Linked DNA regions of Homo sapiens: regions 1 and 3 are each linked to region 2. A link is a contact called in ENCODE Hi-C or POLR2A ChIA-PET data. All regions are on one chromosome and are shown on one strand. The core of a region is the stretch at or near the end of the contact, and the rest is flanking DNA. Distances in the headings are between cores, read along the strand shown.

Evidence for each region. A loop is a pair of places that touch in the nucleus more often than their neighbours do. ChIA-PET counts read pairs that join two places held with the same protein, here RNA polymerase II (POLR2A). Pooled maps may share reads with other maps.
Region 1: a loop to region 2 is called in a map of IMR-90, with 4 times the contacts of the local background. The contact joins the promoter of ZFHX3-AS1 here to the enhancer-like site in region 2. A Hi-C loop is called at or near these places in 1 of 168 maps with a recorded cell type or tissue (IMR-90), 5 of 37 single-sample maps with no recorded cell type and 9 of 50 pooled maps. POLR2A ChIA-PET finds 5 or more read pairs at or near these places in 1 of 52 experiments (K562).
Region 3: a pooled map shows a loop between it and region 2 (9-fold over the local background). The contact joins two enhancer-like sites. A Hi-C loop is called at or near these places in 1 of 37 single-sample maps with no recorded cell type and 4 of 50 pooled maps.

The regions. Positions count from the first base shown.
Region 1 is chr16:72,661,699-72,666,724 of GRCh38, reverse strand. ZFHX3-AS1 (ZFHX3 antisense RNA 1) reads right to left here and starts at 1,592. Exons shown (of 4, transcript NR_171704.1): 1 at 1,392-1,592. LINC01572 (long intergenic non-protein coding RNA 1572) reads left to right here and starts at 1,755. Exons shown (of 14, transcript NR_126330.2): 1 at 1,755-1,833. RefSeq lists enhancers at 1,794-1,853, 1,894-2,013.
Region 2 is chr16:72,122,939-72,127,870 of GRCh38, reverse strand. PMFBP1 (polyamine modulated factor 1 binding protein 1) reads left to right here. Exons shown (of 21, transcript NM_031293.3): 15 at 1,739-1,903; 16 at 2,466-2,633; 17 at 2,937-3,104; 18 at 4,222-4,325; 19 at 4,883-4,932. Among named protein-coding and RNA genes, the nearest start is that of DHX38, 32 kb to the right of the region's middle. RefSeq lists enhancers at 1,814-2,315, 2,860-2,919, 2,930-3,039. Within about 2 kb of position 2,435, at least 6 of the 41 ENCODE cell types and tissues checked have a DNase peak (open chromatin) inside an H3K27ac peak, as active enhancers do.
Region 3 is chr16:72,958,046-72,962,595 of GRCh38, reverse strand. ZFHX3 (zinc finger homeobox 3) reads left to right here. Exons shown (of 10, transcript NM_006885.4): 2 at 2,402-4,550. The coding sequence starts at 2,451. Among named protein-coding and RNA genes, the nearest start is that of ZFHX3, 88 kb to the left of the region's middle. RefSeq lists an enhancer at 820-1,320. Within about 2 kb of position 1,520, at least 3 of the 41 ENCODE cell types and tissues checked have a DNase peak (open chromatin) inside an H3K27ac peak, as active enhancers do.

The DNA.
Region 1 (5,026 bases), core at 343-2,842, 540 kb before region 2:
CAAGCTGAGGAGAGAGGACATCAAGGAGATAACAGTGAACAATGCCAAATACATGTCTACTACCGGAGGAAATTTATTTTTCTCCTTTTAAGTACCTCTATGTTCAAGTTTCTTTTCTGTGCTTTCTAACCTCTAAGATCACTATATATTTTTAAATGAATGGTGTAAGTCCTTACAAAATTTAGGCATTTTTTTTTCTTGTCAGATAAATAACAGTTCAACTGACTTTGTTCAGTACAACACTGACATCCAAAGGATACTCGGGTTCATCTGAAGGCCTCTTGGGCTTCTGCTGAGTTGGTTTGATTTTCAAATGGTCTATGTAGGCAGTAAGCTGCTCATGGAACATTCTCTTTTGAAACCCTGGGCATTTTTTGATCTCTTACCCATTTATCAAATCTCATCACATTAAATGGCTCCACAATGCAGGTGGCCTGTGTTTTCCTAAGTGCCTCCTCTTCTTAAGAATGTATTACTCAGTTCATTAATGTTTCATACTTAAGTATTCTGTGTATTTAATTTTTTATTTAATGAAATTTCTAACCTTCAGGCTGACGAATTATTCAGAATGTTTCATCCAAGCTGTTGGAAAAGTGCTCATTAGCAGGGAGTTTTGAAGATGGAATTTTAAGAAAGGGGTTGGCAGGATCCCAAACACATATAGATCTAAGCTTTCATAAATGCTTCCCTACCTTAGCTATGGAGGAAGAAATTGTTGATAAGCAGATAAGTTTTGCTTTAGTTTTTACATTTTAGTGACAATAACAATGATTTCTGTGGTCTGATAAAAGATGTTCGTTTAAAGAGTTATCTGCAGAAAGCTGTGTGGTCACTAATGTTTACTTTCATTGACAAATGAGATCGTCTTGTGTGGGACTATCATCATCAAATGAGACACAACTGAAACTAAAGCAGCCATGCTTACCATTCGGTTTAAAATTTTTAAAATTAAAATAATGCTCCTAACGAAAGGAGTCTCAGCTGAATTAGTTTGAGTGTTGGCATGGACTGGGCTCAAATCACCTGCTCATCTTTAACACCTGCCTTCAGATTTATGGGCGATTAAGAACTTAAGTCTGAGAACCTATGAGACTGTCACAGAAAATAAAATTTCAGTTCTTCGTCCATTAACTGGTTCAGATGAAATTTGGGGTCAGAAACAACCAGAACGTTAAATTTCATTGTAAACTTAAATCGCATTCAATGGTTAAAGACTACAAAATGTATGTAGTGCAGTTAAAAAACCTCACACAGCAAGAGGTTATTGAATGTTTAAAGATCCAAAATTTCAACTTTTTGTGGTTAAGTACAGTTATGTTGGGTAACAAAGTTGACAGCAGGTTTCTGTTACCCCCCTGTTGGAGGAGGAGGAGGCGCTACCACACGCTTACCTTAGGGAAATAACGTGCACTTTATAACCGTTCAGGTAAATCGTTGGGTGAGAAAGAAGAATAAAGGACACAGCCGGTGGAGGGACCCCAGCACACAGTCCCGTGGGTGCTCCGGAGGAAACGGCCGCAGCCCCAAATCTCCTAGTCTCTCTAGCAGGGAGTTTTCCCGCGGAGTCTCGCCTGGCGGCCGGAAGCCACCTCAAGCCGCCCACCCGGAAGCCGTCGTCTTGGCAACTGGGTATCGTCCCACCCCCTTTTCTTAGCAACGCCTATCGCCTTAGACGTCTGAGGTCAGCCGAGCCTCGATTGGTTCCTCTGTCTTTCACTCTGGGAGACGTTTGAGACCCAGCGTCTCTAGATCTCGTATTTGAATTTGTGGCGCTTGGTGTCCGCGAGTTGCCGAATGAAGCTGAGCGTCTCAGTGGAACCAGGGATCTCAGGGGTGAGCGACCGCGAGGGGAGAGCGACGAAAAGGGCGGCCGGAGCTGGAGGGGCGCGGAGTTAAACAAAAAAGGGCGGCCGGAGCTGCAGGGGCGCCGAGTTAAACACGTCATTTCCAGATGGGGGGCTTCAGGCGAGCTGCTTAGCTCCCCTGAGGCAGGCCCTCCGTCTGTTCGCCTTTTCGTAGCCTCTGAGTTTTTCCCTCACGTCGTTTTCCGGCAGTCCCAGAGACGCCACGCCTGCCCCCGTTCTGTTGCCCCTGATGGAAGGCTCCTCTTAACGCTACCTTCCCTCTTTCACAAAATGTCTCTCAGCTTCCTTATTTCGACGTGCTTACACCTCCCCCAAGTATAATTCACTCCCCACTGATGTCTTTGGTAGTTTCATCCTCGTCTTCATCACTAATACTATGAGACACGGGGTGCGTGCACTTGACGATGTAGAAAAATGGTTTTCGCGCAACCTGGTGAGCGTCCCACACCTCACAAATTGAATCCAAAAAATTCCTTATTCATAAAAGATGCTGCTGTCCTACTCTTCCCGACCGGGAATATCATGACGTGGAAAGCAGCAAGTGACAGCGTTTTATAAAGCGCTACAAAAGTAAGCTATTGATGCGTTCACATCGGAAACATAATTGTTTTGTTTTCGGTCGGACCCTCTGGATCCATAGGTTTCGTATTGGGTTTATGGATACTGTTCAGACTTTGAAATGAATAATGCCAAAAGTTACGTTGGAGGACAAACTGAGGATTGATCCCAAGCACAAAAGTAACCACTGATTAAAACCTTCTCTTCATTAACCTTTAGCTTCTTTGTCTATTGTGATACTTCTCCCACCCCGGTGGATTTAATTTCCATTGAGATTTATGAACATTTTAGGAGTTTACAGTCTAAATAGACAGCTTTCCCCACCTCTCCTGTATATGACCATGAAAATCCTCTATTAACTTTCCAGTTTGATAATGCAGTATGAGCTTCTATATGCTTAGCCTCTAGAACAGAGATTCTTTTGGGGGTGGGGGGTCTTAGTCCTGTTTAAGACCCAGAGGAAAACCTTGGAGCTTTTCTCCAGAATATGACACATACACACAAAATTTTGTATTAGTTTTAGAGAGTTGTATTTTGTTTTAGTAGAAAAGAGATCTGACTTTGTTGCTCAGACTGATCTCCAGTGTCAGCCTCCCAAAGGGTTGGGATTACAAGCGTGAGCCGCCGAGCCCAACCCTGTTTTAGGGAGTTTTAGATTCTGTTTTGAAATGTGGATATTAGTGGGACCCCAGTCCAATTCTACACGTTTATTTATATATATACACACACGTATGTCTATATATATAATTATATATATTTACATAATATATATCTATGTATATAATTTTTTTAAGTAGAAATAAGCAGCGAAACAGTGTTTTAACTTCTACCGAATGGCTGTCATTTCTTAGTTTTAAGACTTGTAGTTCGGAGGGAGGTGGAATGAGAAGGCTGAAAATTTTACATGAGCTCTGATTTAAGGATATTAGAAAAGTCATTTCTAAGTGTGGCGGTCCACGCCTGTAATCCCAACCAACACTTTGGGAGGCTGAGGTGGAAAGACTGCTTCAGCCCAGGAGTTCGAGACCAACCCAGGAGTTCAAGACGATAGTCGGACCCCATCTCTACAAAAAAATTTTAAAATTAGCCAGCCGTGGTGGTGTTCGCCTTGCTCCCAGCTACTCAGGAGGCTGAGGTGGGAGGATCACTTGGGCCGGGGAATTCCAGGCTGCAGTGGCCAATGATCGTGCCTATCTCCAAAACAAACAAACAAAAAACAGAGAGATAAAGGTAGTAAGGTAGTATATGAGCACAGGGGCATACCAAAAAATAAGTTCACAAGGTATTGCATCCAGAGTCTTTTTGAATTAACAAGAAATAGGAAAATTCTTGATCAACATGAAGAGTGAAAATAGTTTGTGTGCCTTAATTTTTTGGATGTTTTATATTAAAATAATTTTATGGTGAATTCTACCAGCATATACCTGAATATAATCTCATAATCTTCTTCCTAACCATCTCAGGCATTATCTTTCACATGAGAACATTAGCTTACCTGAAATTTGCTTTTATATATGATGTGAGGAATGGCTTTAACTAAATTTTTTTTCACTGTTCGGTTGCCATTTTGGGGAGATTGGTCTTCAGTTTTGCTTTATTTTGATTGTCTGGTTTTAGAATTAGGGTAATGGTGTCTGACATCTTTAAGTGATCTGGGATGTGTTGTATTCTTTACTTCTTGAAAAAGTTTGTATAAGATTGGCATTGCATTGTTAAGTGTTTGATAGAATACATCCATCTATGTAGATCCATATTTTCATAATTTTCCTTCAGTTTGAATAACTTCATTTATTTAATACTGCATGTAGGTGAAGGATTCTGTCAGTGTTTGTTTCTTAGAAAATGTTTTTATTTAACTTTCATTTTTGAAAGATTTATTTTTAAACTGGATATATAATTGTAGGTTGACTTTTTTTAGCACTTTAATATTCTATTGTCCTCTGGCTGTTGTTTTTAGATATTTGGTGTCATTCTTATCTTTGTTCTCCTGTATATAATGTCTCCCCCAACCCCATCCCACCTCACCCTCACTTTTGAAAAAACAAAGTCGGGCATATTTAGTCATAATTTGCATATGGTAAAGTTGACTCTTTTAAGGAATACTGTTCTATGAGTTTGGACAAATGTGAAGAGTTGTGAACTATCACAATCATTTTTAGTATATCTGTAAGTCTGTAAAGTCTCATGCACTTATTATCGATTTTCTATCCTCACCATTGGTCCCTAGCAACCCTTGATCTGATATCTACTGCTATAGGTTTGTGTTTGGAGGCATCATGTTAGTGGAATCACATAGTATGAGCTGGTAGTGTCTGGCTTCTTTCACTTGATATAATACTTTCAAGATTCATCTATGTTCTTGCATGTATCACTAATTTTTTCTTTTAATGTGTGAGTAGTATTCCATTATATGTATTACCAGTTTGTTTATCCATTCAGCAGTTAATGGGCTTTGAGTTGTTTCCAGGTTTTGGCTGTTAGTAATAAAGCTGCTATAAACATTTGGCTACAGGTGTTTGTGTGGCCAAAGATTTTAATTTCTTGCTTGCTTGCTTGCTCTTTGCTTTTTTTTTTCCTCTCTATTTTTGTTTTGTTTTGTTTTG
Region 2 (4,932 bases), core at 1,186-3,685:
TATGACTTTTCTAAGTATAAAAATAGCACTGCCCAGTAGAACTTGCTGCCTTTCTGTGATGATGGAAAAGTTGTATGTCTGAGCTGATGGAATGAATGTGAGAGAAAGTGAGGAATCAATGATGACTTCATGAAATTCACCTATAAAACCATCTAGACCTAATACCATTGACAGCAGAGAGAGTAGGTCTTTTATTAGAACTTTTACTAGAACTTCTTGGTTCTATAATTTACATACTTCTATATGTAGATTTTTAGAATCTTTCTCCAAGCTAAACCACTCATGTTAGCAAAAATTTTTAAAGCTTCCATTTTAGCTTCTAGCTTCACTGTAATTTTTTTTCACCATCCTCAGTTTTAGTGTCTTACCTCTATACTGACATTTCTCAGTTCAGCCATCATTTATCAAGCATTGACAGTGAATTATAGTTTCTCCAGTGATTCCTCTGGTTTACTGGGCAGACCCTGCTGACTCCATGTTTTTCAGAAGTCCCCAGAAAAGATGCACTTCTGTTTTCAGAAGACCAAATTATTTCATCTTTAGGAATAGTTTCACCACCAGGGCATGTAAAATATGGTGTCAGAAGTCCAATTTACCACTTTTCATCTCACTAATTCCCAGGGCCAGAGGTACTCAAAATTGTATCTGAAAAAGTAATAAACTTGAAGCACTGATCAGTTACTGGAGATAAAACAAGAAAACCCAAAAGAATGTGTTTCTGTGTGCATGGCCACTTTCAGATGCAGGTGTGCTAGAATACCAAAGAATACAAGTCAGGCATATGAATTTCTGAGGTCTCCCTCTGGCTTCCAGACTCAGAAGCAGATCTCTGTCCTGTACTTAAAGTATATAAGAAGGCTAGTTTCTGTGTGTGTCTGTGACAGTAACTCATAGTCGTATAGTAAAACAAAGCCCTTTTTACACATATCACCTCATTTGATCATCATAAAAACTCCACGAAACAGTTAAAATGATTTCAATTTGTGGAAGCAGAAACTGAGGCTAGAGAAATAAGTAAATGATAGAACCTGGACCTCAACCCAGATTTTTCTGACTCCAGATCCCAACTTCCTTTTAACTATACCATGAATACTCATTACGATGTTGAAAACAGACTTCAGTTTTTAAACACACTTCTACCAGAACTACATGTTCCCTAACATGTTGATCAATTGATCCCTAACTCCAAAAATGCAATATTTCACGTGACAGAACAAAGACCATTTTTGAGCATTTCCTGAAACTCTGTCATGTGCCATGCCCTGAGTTACAGCAATGGGGAAACAGCAGGAAACAAAACACAGGCACAGTCCTGCTTTCTGGCACATCAAGTCTAGTGAATTACATCAGGAACTAAGTGAGGCATAAAACACAAAGGACATGTTGTTATCATGTCCACTAACCTCAAATCGGATTCCAGGTCTTTATCAAAGGCTGCAGAGTATGTGAAAGGGACTTTTTTGTGTACTTGGCATATCATGCCCCAGCACCGCTGGTACTCCTGCTGTTTGAGGGAAATGCTAACTAGAAAGAGAGATGTGGCTGAGGGGTGCAAAAGAGCCTGGAAAGACAGCTCTACCTTTTACAGTGGTGAAGTGAAGATGTGAGTGTTAACACGGACTCTGCAGGTTGCTGCAGACAGGAGAGAGCTTGGCTCTTGTTCATTTCCTATAGGCACAGAGAATGCCTCTATGACCCTGACCTGGCACCCTGACAGTTCTGCTCTCCCTCCTTAAAGATAGCCCTTCAGAAGGAGTCCTTAATGAGCCTGCAGGCCCAGCTGGACAAAGCTCTGCAGAAGGAGAAGCACTATCTCCAGACTACCATCACCAAAGAAGCCTATGATGCATTATCCCGGAAGTCAGCCGCCTGCCAGGATGACCTGACACAAGCCCTCGAGAAGGTGAGGCCACACCCTCTAGTCTCCAGGGCTGTTTTCAGGCAAGGAAACGTCAAGGTAGCGGGAGAAGCACAGGAGCCAATTTCCTGCCTATTGACTGTCAATGGGGCCATCTCAAACCCTTGTGTGGGCTGGGATGTCTGTGCAGAGAAGGCCTGCTTCCTCTTTGTGAGGCTTGGAGTTGGGTGGAGGGCGGAGGAAGAGGACAAAGATCAAAACCAAATCTAGCAAGCCTTTCTGCCCATGGGTGACTCGGGGGCAAGGTTTTCCCAAAGTCTGGATTGTCAGGGAAATTCATGCCCCATCCTGTGCTGATCATGGCTGGCCCATCAATTCATGGGATTGGAAAGAGAAGAAATGGAGGGAGTGGGTAGGAAGGAGAAAGCAGGGTGCAGAAAACCAACCACTGTCATTTCCCACCCCTCTCTGGGAGACTAGGCAAGGTGACCGTCCGTGTCACCCTGGGCAGAGGACAGGAAGGGACTGGAACCCTCCTCCATTCAGGACTCAGCAGAGAGGGTCAAAGTCTCTGACAGCCATTCGTCCTCTTTGTCTTTTCCGGAAGCTCAATCACGTGACCTCAGAGACAAAGAGCCTGCAGCAAAGCTTGACACAGACCCAAGAGAAGAAAGCTCAGCTGGAAGAGGAAATCATTGCTTATGAGGAAAGGATGAAAAAGCTCAATACGGAATTAAGAAAACTGCGGGGCTTCCACCAGGAGAGTGAGCTGGAGGTGAGGAGCTGCCAGGGGCTTGGGCTGCCTTCCTGGTAGGGGTCCACAAGGTCACCTCTTGCATCCAGAATTATTTAGCACTAAGTCATTCCCTTGGGCTGCTAGGTTCCCTCCACTTTCTTGGCTCCCTGAACTTCAGACAGAGGCAGCAAAGATCGGAGCATGGGTGCCCTCTGCTGGCCACTGAGAAGAAAATACCCCCAACACGTATCCCAAGGCCCAGGAAGCACCCTCTGGCCTTGTGGGTCCTGCGGTCAGGGAGGCCAGCTGGAGTCCCCCTCCTCACTTTGCTCTCCTGAGTAGGTGCACGCCTTTGACAAGAAGCTAGAGGAGATGAGCTGCCAGGTGCTGCAGTGGCAGAAGCAACACCAGAATGACCTCAAGATGCTGGCAGCCAAAGAGGAGCAGCTCAGGGAGTTCCAGGAGGAGATGGCCGCCTTAAAAGAGAACCTCCTTGAGGACGATAAGGAGGTGGGCATGCCTTGGCTTCTGCGTGCCTCCTCTCAGTGCCTCCAGGCACATCCTATGACCACCCAAATGCCAGACAGCCCTTGGTGGGGGTGGGAGAGCCTGGGAGCAAAGGAAAGGTCACCCCCTCCATTTAGCACAAAGCAAGAGCCACAGCTGCTGGTTCAACCCACCTGTGTTCTTGTGGCTTTGTTGATAGATACTGAGCAGAGCGAAGGCCCCATTCTAGAGAAGAGACTGTCAGGTACACCAGCTACCCCTGACCTAGTCCACTGGGTCCCCTTCCAGAGTACATCCTGACACTTTTGGCAGCCCTGGACCCTACAGTAGAATGGACTAAGTGACCTTCTGGGCTTGTCCCAGGCCCACCTCCCTGAGCAGTGAAGTTCATGGCAGGAGGCCGCAGGACAGCTCAGGTGGCCACTGGGCCTTTGCTCGAATTACAAAGAAGGCATCTTAGGCCGGGCACAGTGGCTCATGCCTGCAGTCCCTACACTTTGGGAGGCCAAGGCAGGAGGACTGCTTGAGTCCAGGAGTTTGAGACCAGCCTGGGCAACATAGCAAGACCTCATCTCTACAATAAGTTTAAATGTTAGCTGAGCATGGTGGCCTATGCTTGTGGTCCCAGCTACTCGGCAGGCTAAGTGGGAGGATAGCTTGAGCCGGGGGGGAGGTTAAGCTGCCATGAGCCGTGATCATGCCACTGCACTCCAGCCTGAATGACAGAGCAAGAGTGTCAAAAAAAAGAAGAGAGAAAAAGAAGGCATCTCTTCCTCTTCCTCCAGATGTTTTTCTTCCATCTGTTGGAAAATTGGCTTAGCATACTTCTTTTTTAGGAGTCACTTTAATGCCTTCACACTGAAAACCGTGATTATAAGTGTACAAATCTACGTGTCTCTGCCATAAATGGTGCCTTCTCAGAGATGTCACCTTTGTGTGAGATGCCACCCGCACAAGCCAGAGGGGGAGGTCTGGTGGCAACTCCACAACTCTGGCCTCGGGTTGGACAGCAGAGTCAAGTTTTCTTTTCCCAGGGAGATAGAAGAGGCCTGACTCGGAAGGAGGGCTGACAGGCCTGTGCTCCCACCTCTGACTGTCTCGTTTTCTTCTTGTACCCAAGCCCTGCTGCCTGCCCCAGTGGTCTGTGCCCAAAGACACCTGTAGGCTCTACCGAGGGAATGATCAGATTATGACCAACTTGGAGCAATGGGCAAAACAGCAGAAGTGAGTATGGGAGGAAAAAGGGAGGCAGGGTCCGAGGCCTGGACTGAGCCGAGGAGCCACATGCGTGCCAAAGATTAGTCACACACACCCCTGCACTCCTGGAAAACAGATCCAGTCTCAGCCCACACCCAAGGGATGGAAATAAGATGGAGAGGAGGGCTCAACCCTTCAGGCAGGCCTGGAAAGCCCTCTGCTGAGCTGGAAACAGCGATGGCAGGAAGGAAGGGGTGCTTTGCTCGGCAGCAAGAAGGAAGGGGGACATTGGCTCAGATATCCTCCTCCCATCCCAGGATCCAGCTTCACTGCCTGGCCCCCTTGAACTCATTCCCTTGAACTCACCTGGGGCTCACAGGATTTTGCATAGGAGTTGAGTTCAGAGAGTCCTCTGAATCCCCAGGTGCTAGGAAGGCCTTAGCTCTGCGGACGGGGTGATGCGTGGGGGACGTGGGATGCAGCAGCAGTCTTGCTGAGAACCCAGCATCCCATTCAGCCAGCTGCACCCTTGCTCGCGGGAGGCTGGCGACTGGCTGCTGTTTTCTCCTGTGATTTTATTACAGGGTCGCCAATGAGAAACTAGGAAACCAGCTCCGAGAGCAGGTGAAATACA
Region 3 (4,550 bases), core at 271-2,770, 840 kb before region 2:
GCAAACGGGCCTGTTTGTCACAGCTGGTGCGCATGGAAAGGAGGCCCAGGGGAGGTAGCTTGGGTCCTGCAGTGGGTTCCTCCTCTCCGACCCGTGTCCTCATGGCTGCTGCTCCCCGTGAATGGGTGGGCTCTAGTGTCACCACCACAGGGTCACCAGCCACCATCATAGGTGGGTACAGTGTCATTCTTTCCTGACATCTTCCGCTTTGGAGTAGAAAACAAAGTAAGGGAGGTTTTAAAAGTCCCAGCCTCTTGGCTGGATAGTTTGTGGAAGAGGAGGAGGAATAAGAGGAGAACGGAGCAAGAGAAGCCCACCAATTAATTGGTAAACGCTTGCAGGTTTCTCTGGCCCAGCCCAGGCTGGAGAGGAGATTGGCTTTGCTGTCGATAAACAAGTCCCTGGTGCAGCATCAAAGCTGTTCTGCTTTATCAATCGTGGCCCCCCCTTCCCGCATGTTCCTGTAACTTACCAAGCATTTATGACATTGATTTTACAATCGGGCTGTTAACCCTCCCGCCCCTTCAGGCCTGCCAACCTTTTTGGCCCAAGCTATCAATCAGATGTCATCCAGCCAATCAGAAGCATCCCTAAGAAGAGCCGCCCTGCAGTCTCACCTGTATCCCGGCTCAGCCTTGCGAGGAAGTCCCATTGCGTTTGCTGTTTGGTTTGGTTTGGTTTGGTTTGGTTTGGTTTGGTTTGGTTTGGTTTACTGTAGTCATCTCTGTTTTAAGTCAGTATGTCCTTTCTAAGGCTCATGGAACTTTGTGGTTGCAAAATCTGAAGTTATAAATGGAGAGATAGGGGTATGTGTTTGCATGTGTGTATTAGACACATCATAGCTTTATTCTTCCAAAAAGTTATTTCTCCCTGAGACTTCTGGTAAACCTGCCTTCCCCAGTTTTTCCCGAGGGGGAGCTGTTGTCTCATTGTGCAGTCAATAATCAAGAAATGAAAAAAAAAAAAGATTGAGAAGATAGGGGCTGTCAGGGAGGGAAGTGAGATCAAACCTGGCCGAAACCTTCACCGGCTGAGTGTGAATGAGATGGTGGGTGGAGGAGCAGCCACATGTTCTCCAGGAGGAGCAGCAGGGGAATGGTGGCTGGGGACCTACGGGCAAAGGATCAGGGCTCTGCGAGGTGCTGAGCTGCCTGTAGGAGCAGGGCCAGACGGAATGATCGCCCCTGCGATGATATTACTGCAGGAGCAGAGCGGCCGTGATCCGATGCCTCCCTCCCCAGGGACATGAGGTCTCAGAGGGCACATTCAGCTCAGTGGCACTTTGGAGTCGGAAATGGAAAAGCCCCAGGGCTGAACGACAGCTGGTTGGGTAGCGACTAATAACTAAGAGGCAGGTGTGGAGCTGGGGCTCGCCGAGCCCAGCTGCCGTCTCGGCTTGCTGCTCAGATCCTTGATAGCAAAAACCACCAGGCACGTGGGGAACGCACTCCCTCCAGCCAGGGCCAGATAGAAGCTGCTGGAGGGGGTGTTGGCAGATCCAGAGTCTGGTCCATTCCTGCTGGAAATACCAAGCTCACGTTTTGCACCTACGTAGTTTTAGTCTGAAGTCAGCTAGAGTCACAGGCCAGGGAGCTTGACTGGTATGGGTGGAGGAGACAGGAATCTGGGGACCCATCTTTTCTTCTGTTTCATGGTGGTGAGATTAGCACTGAGCCAGTTTTTAGATTGAAGCCCCTCTGTTTTACTGCTTGTAAAATGGGACTGACGCCTCCCAGATCTGGAGAGGACTTTTCGGAGTGTGTCTAGTCCTGTACACCTGCCCTGTGAACCTCAGGGTCCTCACCCGCCTTCTTTGAACTTCTCAAACTAGAACCATGGTCAGTAAAAGCGACGGCTGCAATTGTTCTAAATCCATGAGCGTTATCCCACTTTACCGTCCTTTTTCCAGGGACATTGAACCTCCCTCTTCTCAGCCCTCCCCTGTGTTCCCCTGACCCACAGACAGTGCGCGGAGTCGGGGCTGACTTCGTGTGAGCTGTCCATAAGTGGTAGGGCTGTGGCTGTGACCTCGTAGAGGGCTGGAGAGATGACGCGTCCGTTCTCCACTGTGGCCCATCGAAGCTATGCTGGCAAAGAATGGAAATTCCCGCTAGTCTTCAGGGGCAGAGCGGTGACAATTCGAAGCCGAAGAGGGCTGTTCCTGGCCTTCTTTCCCCATATCCCTCGCTCAGGCTGTTGACCCGGCCATGCCACCCCTGTGTGCTGGACCGTGTGGGGCAGTGTCCCCAGGCCCGCCCTCCGCCCTGTGTCTCTGTGTTGTGGACAGAAGCCTCTTAGAGCGCTCCGTGCGGTAGGACCTCAGCCTCGGCCCTCCTAACCTCTTTCCTTTCTCTCTCTCTTTCCCCTCTCTCCCTCCTCCCCCCTTGCCTCTGCCCTTCAGGTCCGAGCCTCCGTACTGGGTGCAATGAAAGCTCCACGCAGGCCTTACCATGGAAGGCTGTGACTCGCCCGTCGTCTCGGGGAAGGACAATGGGTGCGGTATCCCTCAGCACCAGCAATGGACTGAACTCAACAGCACCCACCTCCCTGACAAACCCAGTAGCATGGAGCAGTCCACAGGCGAGAGCCACGGGCCCTTGGACAGCCTGAGGGCCCCCTTCAATGAGCGCCTCGCGGAGAGCACCGCGTCGGCCGGGCCCCCCTCCGAGCCCGCCAGCAAGGAGGTCACCTGCAACGAATGTTCGGCCTCCTTTGCCAGCCTCCAGACCTACATGGAGCACCACTGCCCCAGCGCGCGCCCCCCGCCACCCCTGAGAGAGGAGAGCGCCAGCGACACCGGTGAGGAGGGGGACGAGGAGAGTGACGTGGAGAACCTGGCCGGGGAGATCGTCTACCAGCCGGACGGCTCCGCGTACATTGTGGAGAGCCTGAGCCAGCTGACCCAGGGCGGGGGCGCCTGTGGGAGTGGCAGTGGCAGTGGGCCTCTCCCCTCGCTTTTCCTGAACTCTCTCCCTGGCGCGGGGGGCAAGCAAGGGGACCCTTCGTGTGCTGCACCCGTGTACCCGCAGATCATCAACACTTTCCACATAGCCTCATCCTTCGGGAAATGGTTTGAGGGCCCAGACCAGGCTTTCCCGAATACCTCAGCCCTGGCGGGGCTCAGCCCCGTCCTGCACAGCTTCCGCGTGTTTGACGTGCGACACAAAAGCAACAAGGATTACCTGAACAGCGACGGTTCTGCCAAAAGCTCCTGCGTATCCAAAGATGTTCCCAACAATGTGGACCTGTCCAAATTCGATGGCTTTGTGCTCTATGGCAAGAGGAAGCCCATCCTGATGTGTTTCTTGTGCAAACTCTCCTTTGGGTACGTCCGTTCGTTTGTGACCCACGCGGTGCATGACCATCGAATGACCCTGAGCGAAGACGAGCGGAAAATTCTTAGCAATAAGAACATCTCCGCTATCATCCAAGGGATCGGCAAAGACAAGGAACCCCTTGTAAGTTTTCTGGAACCAAAAAACAAAAACTTTCAACACCCTTTAGTTTCCACAGCTAACCTCATAGGCCCCGGACACAGTTTTTATGGTAAATTTAGTGGCATTCGAATGGAAGGGGAGGAAGCTCTCCCAGCGGGCTCCGCCGCTGGCCCCGAGCAGCCCCAGGCTGGTCTCTTGACCCCCAGCACCCTGTTGAACCTTGGCGGGCTCACCAGCTCGGTACTGAAGACCCCCATTACCTCAGTCCCCCTGGGGCCTCTGGCTTCCAGTCCTACCAAATCCTCAGAGGGCAAGGACTCTGGGGCGGCAGAAGGAGAGAAGCAGGAAGTGGGCGACGGGGATTGCTTCTCTGAGAAGGTAGAGCCAGCCGAAGAGGAGGCGGAGGAGGAAGAGGAGGAGGAAGAGGCGGAGGAGGAGGAGGAAGAAGAGGAGGAGGAAGAAGAGGAGGAGGAAGACGAGGGTTGCAAAGGACTCTTTCCAAGCGAGTTGGATGAGGAACTGGAGGACAGGCCCCATGAGGAGCCTGGGGCCGCAGCAGGTAGTAGCAGCAAAAAGGACCTTGCTCTCTCAAACCAAAGCATTTCTAACTCCCCCTTAATGCCTAACGTGCTCCAGACCCTGTCGAGGGGCACAGCTTCTACTAGTTCTAATTCTGCTTCTTCCTTTGTTGTCTTTGATGGTGCGAACAGGAGGAATCGTTTAAGCTTTAACAGTGAGGGCGTCAGGGCCAATGTGGCAGAGGGCGGCAGGAGGCTGGACTTCGCTGACGAAAGTGCCAATAAAGACAATGCCACAGCACCAGAACCAAATGAAAGCACAGAGGGTGACGATGGGGGCTTCGTTCCCCATCACCAGCACGCTGGCTCCCTCTGCGAGCTTGGGGTTGGGGAGTGCCCCTCGGGGAGTGGCGTGGAGTGCCCCAAATGCGACACGGTCCTGGGCTCCTCCCGCTCGCTGGGCGGCCACATGACCATGATGCATTCTCGTAACTCGTGTAAGACACTCAAGTGCCCCAAGTGCAACTGGCACTATAAGTACCAGCAGACCCTGGAGGCACACATGAAGGAGAAGCACCCGGAGCCGGGGGGCTCC